Linked DNA regions of Homo sapiens: region 1 is linked to region 2. A link is a loop called in an ENCODE intact Hi-C map of the cell type or tissue named here. Cell type or tissue: mucosa of descending colon. All regions are shown on one strand. Each heading gives the region's core, and the rest is flanking DNA. Links, peaks and the distances in the headings are about the cores only.

The links. Peaks named below come from ENCODE experiments on the same cell type or tissue, not always from the same donor. Only the 100,000 strongest peaks of a DNase experiment are listed, where the experiment ranks them.
Region 1: it touches region 2 in a loop (4-fold over the local background); 5 of 110 quality-filtered maps call a loop at or near these places.

Annotation. Positions count from the first base shown.
Region 1 is chr1:208,098,981-208,104,355 of GRCh38, forward strand. PLXNA2 (plexin A2) reads right to left here. Exons shown (of 32, transcript NM_025179.4): 5 at 4,167-4,267. Among named protein-coding and RNA genes, the nearest start is that of LINC02767, 140 kb to the left of the region's middle. In mucosa of descending colon, for the core only: no CTCF peak of the experiment used is centred there; a DNase peak (open chromatin) is centred at 3,261.
Region 2 is chr1:208,004,849-208,010,223 of GRCh38, forward strand. No RefSeq gene overlaps it. Among named protein-coding and RNA genes, the nearest start is that of LINC02767, 49 kb to the left of the region's middle. In mucosa of descending colon, for the core only: no CTCF peak of the experiment used is centred there; no DNase peak of the experiment used is centred there.

The DNA of each region.
Region 1 (5,375 bases), core at 239-5,238, 94 kb after region 2:
ACAGATTCACAAGAGGTCAGGCCTCTGGGACCCATCTGTTTGGCTCCATTGTCCCCTGGGCAGGATGGGAGTTTGCTGCCCTGAGGCCTGTGTCCTGTCTTCTCAAGAAGACTTTTACTGTACTCCGGAGGGCCTTGGTGACTCTCAGACAGTCTCCGTCGCAGTTAAGGACAGACTGAGAGGGAAGAGGATTAATCCCCAACATGAGAGATCCAGTTTCGACACAAAGAATTAACAGTGGAGGGTGTTCAGGTTCTTGATGTCTTGAACAAAGAATTGGACAAAACGCACAAACAAAGCAAGGAAGGAATGAAGGGATTTATTGAAAATGAAAGTTCACTCCACAGTGCGGGAGCGGGCCTGAGCATAGGGGCTCAAAGGCCCTGTTATAGAATTTTGGGGGAGTTTAAATACCCTCTGCTTGGAGTATGTCTTATGTAAATGAAGAGGATGAAGTAAAGTTACAAAGTCATTTACAGCCAGTGTACGCCTATGGAGAGGATATTTTCTGTCAGAGCTGAAGTGTGAATCAGCCTTATGTTCCCTGCCTCCAGACCCTGTTTTCCTGCCTCAGAATGACTCTGTTATTTTTGTTTGTTTGTTTTTTTGAGACAGAGTCTTGCTCTGTTGCCTAAGCTGGAGTGCAGTGGCAGGGTCTCAGCTCACTGAAAACTCCACCTCCCGGGTTCAGGCAATTCTCCTGTCCCAGCCTCCTGAGTATCTGGGATTACAGGCGCCCACCACCGTGCCCGGCTAATTTTTATATTTTTAGTAGAGACGGGGTTTCACCATCTTGGCCAGGATGGTCTCAAACTCCTGATCTCGTGATCCACCTGCGTCAGTCTCCCAAAGTGCTGAGATTACAGGTGTGAGCCACCGCACCTGGCCCTAGAATGACTCTTTACAGCACTGTGGGATGCTGAGACCACAGAGTGAGGGCAGCCTGTGGGACCTGAGAAGCAGCACAGCCATGGAAAAGCAAATGAACTTTGGGGCCAAAGAGCCTGGGTTCCAACCTCAGACCTGTTACCTACTAGCTGCGACCCCTTGGACAAACTACTTAATCTCTCTCTGCCTCAGTTTCCTCAACTGTAAAAAAAAAATAAGGATTGGCCAGGCATGGTGGCTCACACCTGTAATCCCAGCACTTTGGGAGGCTAAGATGAGGAGGATTGCTTGAGCCTATGAGTTCAAGACCAACCTGGGCAACATAGTGGGACCCCATTCTAAAAAAAAAAATTAGCTGGGTATGGTGGCACACGCCTCTAGTTCCAGTTACTCAAGAGGCTGAGTTGGTTAGATTACTTGAGCGCTGTAGTGAGCTGTGATTGCACCACTACACTCTCACCTGGGTGACACAGTGAGACCTTATCTCAAAGAAAAAAAAAAGGAGGAGGAGGATGATAATACGTATTTCACAGGGTTGGTGTAAGAATTAAAGGAGTTAGTGCTTAGAAAATGGCCTGGCGCATAGTAGGTGCCATGACAGTGTTAGCCCTTATAATATTAATATTAATGATGCTGATAATGATTCATATTATCATTTTCCTCCAGAGAAATTTTTAAGAAAATAGGAGAGGGTCTTGGCAGTGTGGGACAGTGTGCATATGATCTTGTGGGTGGATTAATGGCTATTTGAAGGCAGTGGCCATGTTTTATTCATTGGGATATTCTACCTGTCACATGGTATATTTTAAATAAATGTTTGTGTCACGAAATAATGCCTTGAGACAGAGAGACAGACAAGGCGCTGCAGCCAGGGCTGCCTCTGTCAGAAAGCTTGTTTGGCTGTTTCTCCCAACATCTTCATCTCGGGCTCTAGGCTCCCCTGCCCACAGTAGCAGGTGGGCAGGTGACACCAGCACTCGGGAGCTTCAGGTTACTGTCTGCCTTGTCACATGGAAACCCGCTCCACGGCTGGTGCCAGCGTGTCCAAACCAAATAGCCATCGGGACACTAGTGATTCCACAATCAAGCAGTGATTCGCACCCTAACTCCCTCCAAACTCCTCCCCCTCTTCCTTTTCAGGCACATAATGGATCTAAATATGAATGCTGTCAAAGAAAAGAATTATTGAGGTTTAAGTGAATCCTTAAGATAGCTCTAAAGTGAGCTCTTGACTGGAGCCTTTATCTCATTGACTCACTGAAATGGCTCTTTTTTATCATACTATTTATGGCAACAGCCCTAACAGAGATAAATAGCCTTGGAGACAATAACACACTTGCAAGAGCAAGGCATACAGAAGAGACAGGAAGGCTTCAATTCCCCCCAACCCCTCAGAGGCTCCTCAGCCCTCGGCCTCCATTAAAGAGGCCACCGTGGGGACCCGGGAGCTGCAGCTTCCCCCATCTCCTCACGCCTGATACCAGGCTGCTGCTTGGCAGGTGGGAGAGCACTGCAGGAGGGTCTGGTGAAGAAGAGAATGACCAGATGCAGAGAAACCTCTGGGTATAAACAGCAAAAATCTTGTTCTCCGCGAGCTCTTGGGGCGGAGAAGCTGGGAGATGAGTGTCCTGGTAGGTAGGGAGGATTCTCTAAAGAGTTAAGGAGTTAAGGGGACAGAGGAAACCTGGGACTATTCTGATGTGGCTAATTCCAGCAGTCACGGCTGACCTGCACCAGGAGGAAGACCAGGTGGTTTGCGGCAGCGGGGAGGCCCAGGCATTGCTGATAGATCTATAGGCACTTGTTCAAGATGGGGAAAACAGACGTCCTTGCTGTTGAATAAATGATAATCCCCGATCTATAATTTTGGTGTGTTCGACATGGGAGAAGTGCCACAGGCACTGAAGCTGGGAGGACAGAGTGGCGGAGGCATGGGGAGTAGGAGGTACCGCTGGACATGACCACTGCAGAGCTAGAGGGCAGGCTGCCCAGGGCCCTTTGCACAGAGCTGGCAGCAGGCTGTCAGGTTCTTTGGAGAAAGAAATTCTCTCGAGGAAAGACCCTGCCTGCTGGCTGGTGGGTCAGCCTCACTGCAGGGAACCAAGATTTACCCCCTTTTGCCATTCTGGGGCACAACATTAGCATCTTTACCACTTGTCTGACCTAAATGGAGACACACTGTCCAGGTCTGCTAAGAGCATTTCTGCAAAACTTTCTGAGCAGTCTTTTACCTCCAAAACCCAAGCAGGGAACCCAGTATTCACGGGCTCAAATCCAGTCCAGATTTTGCATCTGTGAGGCACCAGCTTCCCTCCCTCCCTCCAGAGCCCTCCCAACACCTGCCGCAGAGGCTGGAAGCCAAGAGCTATTGTGCAGGACCCTGAACTCTGGCCCTCCGCCTCCGCCTCCACCCCAAACCCAGCTCATTTCATGGAGATGCTTTGCTAGCTGGCATGGAGCCCTGGAGTTTCCAACTCCATTGGGCAACAGAATTCCTAGCCAGCTCCTGTCTTTCGGGGTTTTCACCCTTTCTCTTCCCCTGGGGCTCTTCAAATTAGGAAGTTTAAGTGTGATTTAGCATTTATATTGAGTTGGTATTCAACGGCAGATCATGAGGCCAGTTGAAGTGAGATGTGAACTTCTTAGAATCATAAAATAATGAGACCAGAAGGGTCCTCCCAAGGGTATAGGGTCCATGATAATTATTCTGATTTGTGTAGCCTTTTCTGGGCTTCCTTATTACCAAAGCATTTATTATTTCATTCAGTCTTCACAATTCACCTGTGAAATAGGCATTTTCCCTAAACAGCAATGGAGAAACAGAGGCCTGGAGTTGTCAGGGGACCCATCCAGGGTCACACAGCAGCTAGCTGGAGTCTAAACCTCCCAATGCCAGTGCACCACCATCTGCACACTCTTGGCACAGAGGGGCACCCATTTCAGGCTACACTGAAGAAGTTTTGGGGAAACCTAAAGACTACAGTATCCCTTGTGAGTTCTTTCAAAGACACAAGGATATAAGCACCTCACTTCAGAGCAGCTGAAGGGCTGAATTTGGAAGTAAAATGGAAGAAGAGAGGCAAAGACCCTGCACTTAGAAAGAAGGCCCACCCATGGCCTCTTTGCCTCTTCCTGCTCTCAACACTGAAGCCACGATTAGAATTACTGCTCTGAAGAGGACAATTCCTCTCTCTGCAAAGTACTGTCATATCCCATCATTCCCGGAAAGCCCCGGTCTTCTGCATGCCAAACCCTTTTCCAGTATACCCCAAACTTACATGTTGTGCAGGGCACACCAGCCACAGTGAGGGTCCCCAGAGCTCAGGCACTCCCCACAAGTCGTATACTGCTCACATGACTCCACGGGGACCCTGGTGACCTGGCAGAGAGAGCAAAGAGGGTACAGTGAGGTTAGGCTGTGACGACTAGCAGGTGTGTGTCACACAGTCCTGTGTGTACTCACACTTGCACTGTCAACTCCCCTAAAGAGGTGATACTGGGCGGCAAGTCATGGCCTCAATGTCCCCAATCTCTTTACCTGCATAAGGCAGGTAGGCTAAGCCGAGTGTGTCTCTGAGTGGCAGCCCTAAGACTTCTTGCCTTCGCGAGAGGTAGCAGCAAAGGCTCCATCTATTTCTGCCCTCCACTAGCATCCTCCCGAGAGCTGGGCAAGCCAGTGGCAAGTACTGAAAATGGTTAACTCTGTTGAAAGGCTATTGAGTGGCACAAACTCATCTCTGAAGAGCTTTCAGCTGGGCTTGGGCTGAGACATCCTGCCTACACAGAAAACATTCAAAAAGGGAAAGGAGAAACTTTTCCCATCAAATAATATTCATAGTATGGTACAGACTCTTTACAGCCAACCAAATATACCACCTGGATCCAATTATCCCATTCTCTGATGTCTGCATTCAGTTTCTCTAGTAAATCTCCCATCCTTTGAAAAGTCTGGCTAAATGGGAACATCCACAGAAAAGAGCTGCCTGATTCAGTCTTGCCTGGAAAGTGGGAATTTGTAGATCAAGACCCTGCCCCCCAGAGAGTGTAGCCCTTGCACACTCCTCCTGGTCTTCTGCTGGGGCCCTGCAGGGGCTTGAGCTGGGCCTGTCTGGATATTACTCACCCCTACTTGCACAGCAGGGGTGAAAATAAAGACCAGGCAAGGGGGCCAGAGGACTGAAGTGTTCCAGTTGATATGTCCTAGGTATCTGTTGCTGGCTGGGGCAGGAGGCTGCTGGGCTGCAAAAACATTTGCTGTGCTGGGAATGGGTTCTTATTTGTTAGGGCATAGAGGTCCCCCACCTACCAGATGTGTAAAAAGTAAAAACATAACCTGTGGTCCAGTAGCACAGTGTTCTGCCTCTGGCAGGGGGACAAAAGATATGACGGAGACATCTCCACGGCATCCTCCTGAGAGGTTCAGGATGGATCCTAACACTGTTCACTCAGCAAATGTTTATCAGATGTCAACGCTGTGGAGCTCTGGT
Region 2 (5,375 bases), core at 316-5,315:
ATACAGGCAGATGTATTTATAGCATAGAGTCTCCACTGGGAATCTCCCAAAAGTCCTAATCCCAGTATGGAAATATGTGGCCAGGGTCCCAATGTGTTCCTTTCATGGACCTTCCCAGGATCCCCCTTCCCCACGGTCTCCCCAAGGCATCATGAGAGGACTGAGTCAGACTTCTCCACAGGGCAGGCTGGGCAGCCCAGAATAAGATTTGACTTGGTGTGTGGTCATCATGACCATACATCACACCCACGTTCTCCTAGACTTGCTGATTCTTAAAATTCTTTTCAAAGAGTAAAGAAACCAACTCGATTTTCCTAATGTGACTGACTGTGCTCTCAGAGTTGCAACTCTGTTCCCAGAAGATTTCTCCATCAAGGTAGCCCTGTGAGCTTTGTGCAGAAAATTTGAAGGTAGTGTCTTTTATAGGAGAGACTAATTTATAGCACAGAAAAGAACAGTGAAGTTTGTTTGTGTTTTTTTGTTTGTTTGTTTGTTTTTTGTTTTTTTGAGGTGGAGTCTTGCTCTGTTGCCCAGGCTGGAGTGAAGTGGCATGATCTTGGCTCACTGCAACCTCCGCCTCCCGGGTTCAAGTGATTCTGCTGCCTCAGCCTCCTGAGTAGCTGGGATTACAGACAGTTGCCACCATGCCCAGCTAAATTATTTTGTATTTTTAGTAGAGATGAGGTTTCACCATGTTGGCCAGGCTGGTCTCGAACTCTTGACCTCAGGTGATCCACCACCTCGGCCTCCCAAAGTACTGGGATTACAGGTGTGAGCCACCGTGCCTGACCTAGAATTTTTTTAAAAGGAAAGGTCAGTGGGGAAAGGGGAACAGATGTCAGGATTCCATCAGTGATTTACTCAAAAAGTCAACTGCTAGAGAATATCTGAGAATCAGTACATGGTTACCCTAGCTGTCTATACCTTCTATCTTGACACCTGCTGTCATGGAAAATAATAACCGACATGGCCCAGAAATTCTGTGAGACTCTTATCCACCAAAGAAGAATTTGGTGCCACATTCTGCTGTCCAGCGTGTGATAGCCATTTTTTGGTTTTGTTTTGTTTTGAGATGGAGTTTCGCTCTTGTTGCCCAGGCTGGAGTGTAGTGGTGCAGGCTCTGCTCACTGCAACCTCTGCCTCCCAGGTTCAAGAGATTCTCCCGCCTCAGCCTCCCAAGTAGCTGGGATTACAGGTATGCACTAGCACACCCGGCTAATTTTTGTATTTTTAGTAGAGACAGGGTTTCACCATGTTGGCCAGGCTGGTCTTGAACTCCTCACCTCAGGTGATCCACCCACCTTGGCCTCCCAAAGTGCTGAGATTACAGGTGTTAGCCACCATGCCTGGCCTGATAGTGTTTTTAATAGACCTGGCATGCCCATGCACTCAGTCCTGCCTTTGGGACCTGAAAAGTAACCCCACTGTGGCTGGCAGCCTTTAGGGTTGCCCTCAGCATTCTCTGCCCCTTGGTGTTCACTCACTTGTGTAATCTCTTCCCCTTTGGTGTGGGCTGAACTTATGGATTTGCTCCTAATGAATGGAATGAGACAGAATTGATGACATGTCACTTCCAATATTAGGTTATAAAAAGACTGTGGCTTCCACCTGGAACACTTGCTCTCTCCTGGTTTCTCTCTCACTGTTTCTTCCTCTCCCTCTTTCTCCAATCGCCAGCTCCCATGTTTGAGGACCCTTAGGCAGCCTTTGGGAAGGCCTATGGGATGAGGAATTGAGGCCTTCCTCAATCACGTGAGTGAGCTTAAAAGTGGATCCTCCCTCTCCATTTAGAGGCTTAGAGGAGGCAGAGCTCCCATCTCCACCTTGACTCAATCCTCAGGAGAGGCTTTGAGCCACTGGCATCCAGCCAAGACATTCCCAGTTTCCCCACAAAAACTGCAAGATAGTGAATGTGGGTTGTTTCAGGTCTGGGGTAATTTGTTATGTAGCAATGGATAATGAATATCCCCAGATGTTGCCAATTCTTGAGCACTGGGGATCTTTCAGACTCCTTCCTATTCACCACTGTCCCTATGTCCTTTCCTCCAGCTTCCTGACTGTTCCCATCCCTCCCGTAGCCTCCTTTAGGCTCCTTCTCTAATGGCTTTAATGGCTGGTCAGGTCTTGGCCTTATCATGTGGCTTTGAACTTGGTACCTCCCCAGACATAATGTTGGGGATCTGCCTTCTGACTTCACACTTCATAATCTTGTGTAAGAAATTACCTACGGACACCAGGCGCTGTAGCTCATACCTGTAATCCCAGCACCTGGGGTGGTTAAGGCTGGAGGATTGCTTGAGTTTAGGAGTTCAAGACCCACCTGGGCAACATAGAGAGACCCTGTCTCTACGAAAAAAAATTAAAAATCAGACAGGCATGGTTGCGTGTGCCTGTAGTCCTTGCTACTATGAGGCTAAAGCAGGAGGATCGCTTGGGCCCAGGTGTTTGAGGTTACAGTGAGCTATGATCTTAACACTGCACTCCAGCCTGGATGACAGAGACAGATCCTGTCTCTAAAAAAAGAAAAAGAAAAAGAAAAAAAAAGGAACTACCTTCTGAATTCCACTCTGGCCAGGCTTGCCTCTCACCTTCCCCCAGGTCTGACCAGAAGCAGGATCAGAAAATAAGCTGACTTACTAGAGCAAGAAAGCTTAACCAGACGCCCTGGCAAGGTTTTCAGTGAAAGCTGAAACAATCTCCTTATCATGAGAAAATTCATCACATTGTAACTTTCACCCCAATCTTAGTGTGCCTATCAATCAGGACTTTCCTGCATTTGTTAGCTGATGGATGGCAAATAGTGGGCCCATTACTTTGTAAAAACAAGATGTTGTTTTCAGATATTTTTCTTTCCTTCCTCGTCCTTCCACCCCTGCCTCACTTAAAAGCTTTCATTCTTTAAGTCCATTCAGCATTTCATTCATTATTATCATTATTTTTGGAATTTAGACATTAAAATAATTGAGTCTGGATTTCATTACCAGGCTCTGGTGACTTAGGGTAAATATTCTGTGAAACTGAAAGAGTACTTGGCTACTTTTTCTCAGAGCTCCTGGTTTCATGATAGGTCAGGCGTTGAAGTAAATTGGAGGTCAAGCCAAGGTTTCAATTCATGTTCACTGGATTGCCAACAGATACTGATGACTCACATTAAATTCCATGTTTCTGTGTGGGTTGGAGGATGTCTAGCCTTGGTTGGAAATTGGACGTGACATTCTTCATCTATTGTCGCTAAGGAAATATTATACTAATAGACGAAAATGCTTGGTGACAAGAGATGAGTGGTTTGCATACAGGAGATGCATGGCGCTTGTGGACTGAAATGATGAACGGAGATTAAGACCTGTGTGGCCACTCCATCCCTTCCTGGATGATTTAATCTATGATCATACTTGAGTCATCATCTGTGACCTGATAATTTCCAAAGCATTATCTCCAGGCCATTATTTCTCTGGAGCTCTGTACTCATGAATCTAACCACTCACTGGACACCTGACCTTGAATGTTCTTAAGAAACTGAAAGCTCTTCATGTCAAAATTGAACTTACTATTTTCACCCAAAACTACTCCCTCATCCTCTCTTTCCCACCTTCTAAAATCCCTCTGCTTTGCTCAAGCCAGAAAAATGGGGTCAGACGTGGCTCCCACCTCTCCCTCACACTGTACTTGTGGTCAGTCACCGTTTGGACGGTTCTATCTCTTGCCTGTCTCTGGAAGGGGCCACATCTCCCCATCCCCACTGTCACTCTCATCTCTCTTGCATGACTCCTAACTGGCTGTTGGCTTCTAGGGTGGCCTCTGGCCAGTCCGTCCTCTACACTCCTGCCAGAGGGATGAACACAAAAAGTGCTTCTGTTCACATCATTCTGCCAAAAACCACTCAAAGATGCTCAGTCACCCCTGGGGTAAGCTGCCTAAGCTGTGAGCACAGCCGCAAGGTCCTGCCTCATGTGATCTGGCCCTTTTTACCTCTCCAGCTGTATAATTTTTTCACAACACACTTTGAATTTTATATTTCAGACACAGTAAACTGCTTATAGCTGCTCTCTCTCTGGTGCCTTTGCACACAGGATTTCCTTGCCTGGAACTCTTTCCCTCAACTCACTTCTTGGCCTGGGTTTCTTCTCTTTGTTCTTCCAAACTCAAATGAGATGCCATCTCCCCTGAGAAATCTTCCCTATTTCCCAAGCCCAGGTTGGATATTCCTTGGTGTGGTTCTGCGGCACCCTACACTTGCTCTGTCGTTGTAAATACCTGCTTGCCTTCTTGAAAGCGGGCTGGCCATCGTATCCAGCACCTAGAACAGTGCCTAACCCATGGGAGGGGATCAGTAAATACATGATTGGCCCACAAGGGATGTTGAAGATCTACTGAAGGGAAGTTTTCCACCATCTAGGTACTGGTCCATAATAAAAATCTGCCACCCATCCAACCCACCCAGCCCATCCATAGTAAGGCTAATGAGCTGCTGTAATAGAATGAATGCTAGACCCAGGGTCCTGAGGTTGCAGGTTTGAATTCGAGCTCTGCTTCTTATTAGGAGAAGTTACTCAACATCTAAGCTTAGTTTACTCAGCTGTGAAGCAGGAACCGTAACACACACTAGACAGGGTTGGTGTGAGGACCACACAAGACGGCGGGCGCTAATGCTCCCACCTCAGTCAACTGTTGGATAGGATGGAGCTGTCCCCTCTGCTCCCACAGAAGCCCAGACCTGGGGCCATGAACTTGTGCTTTCAAAAGCGGGGCTGACAGAGCAGACTTGATAAAGACCCTGGTTGTCGGATATGATAATAATAGTCTCATTTATTAATATAAAGGCCTGCTAATAGAGGCGGCACTTTTAATTAGCCAACACGGCCACGATATTAATTTTTATCCAGTTATTTAAGTCCAGGAGCCTTCCTCCCCTCTCTGTTAGCACTTAGCTGGAGGGTGATTGAGAACACTTGTAATTGGATTTCTGTGCAGGACTTAATTATAAGGAGACAATAAAGCCCCTGAAATGCGGCAGGTTCTACCCTGCTAACTATTATTTTCCAGAGACACGCTCACACCAATGAATGCACAGATTTATCTAAATTATAATTTTTAAACTTAACAAAGCTTCACTTCCCCCTCCCCCACCAAGCCTGAGAGGAGTCTGCAGGGAGTACAGATTTGCAGGGAGGAGGGCACAGAGGCAGAATACTTCATTCCTGTAATCAAGTCTTTCACTCCATGGGCCACTGAGCGGCTTCCCCAGGCCCCTTGGGATCTCCCAAGTGTATTTTCTTCCCTTGGCCAAATGGCTTATTAATAGAATTGGCTTATTTATATCTCACCTAGAAAAATCCCAAAGTGTTACAGCAACAGGGAGATATTGAGCCAATTAG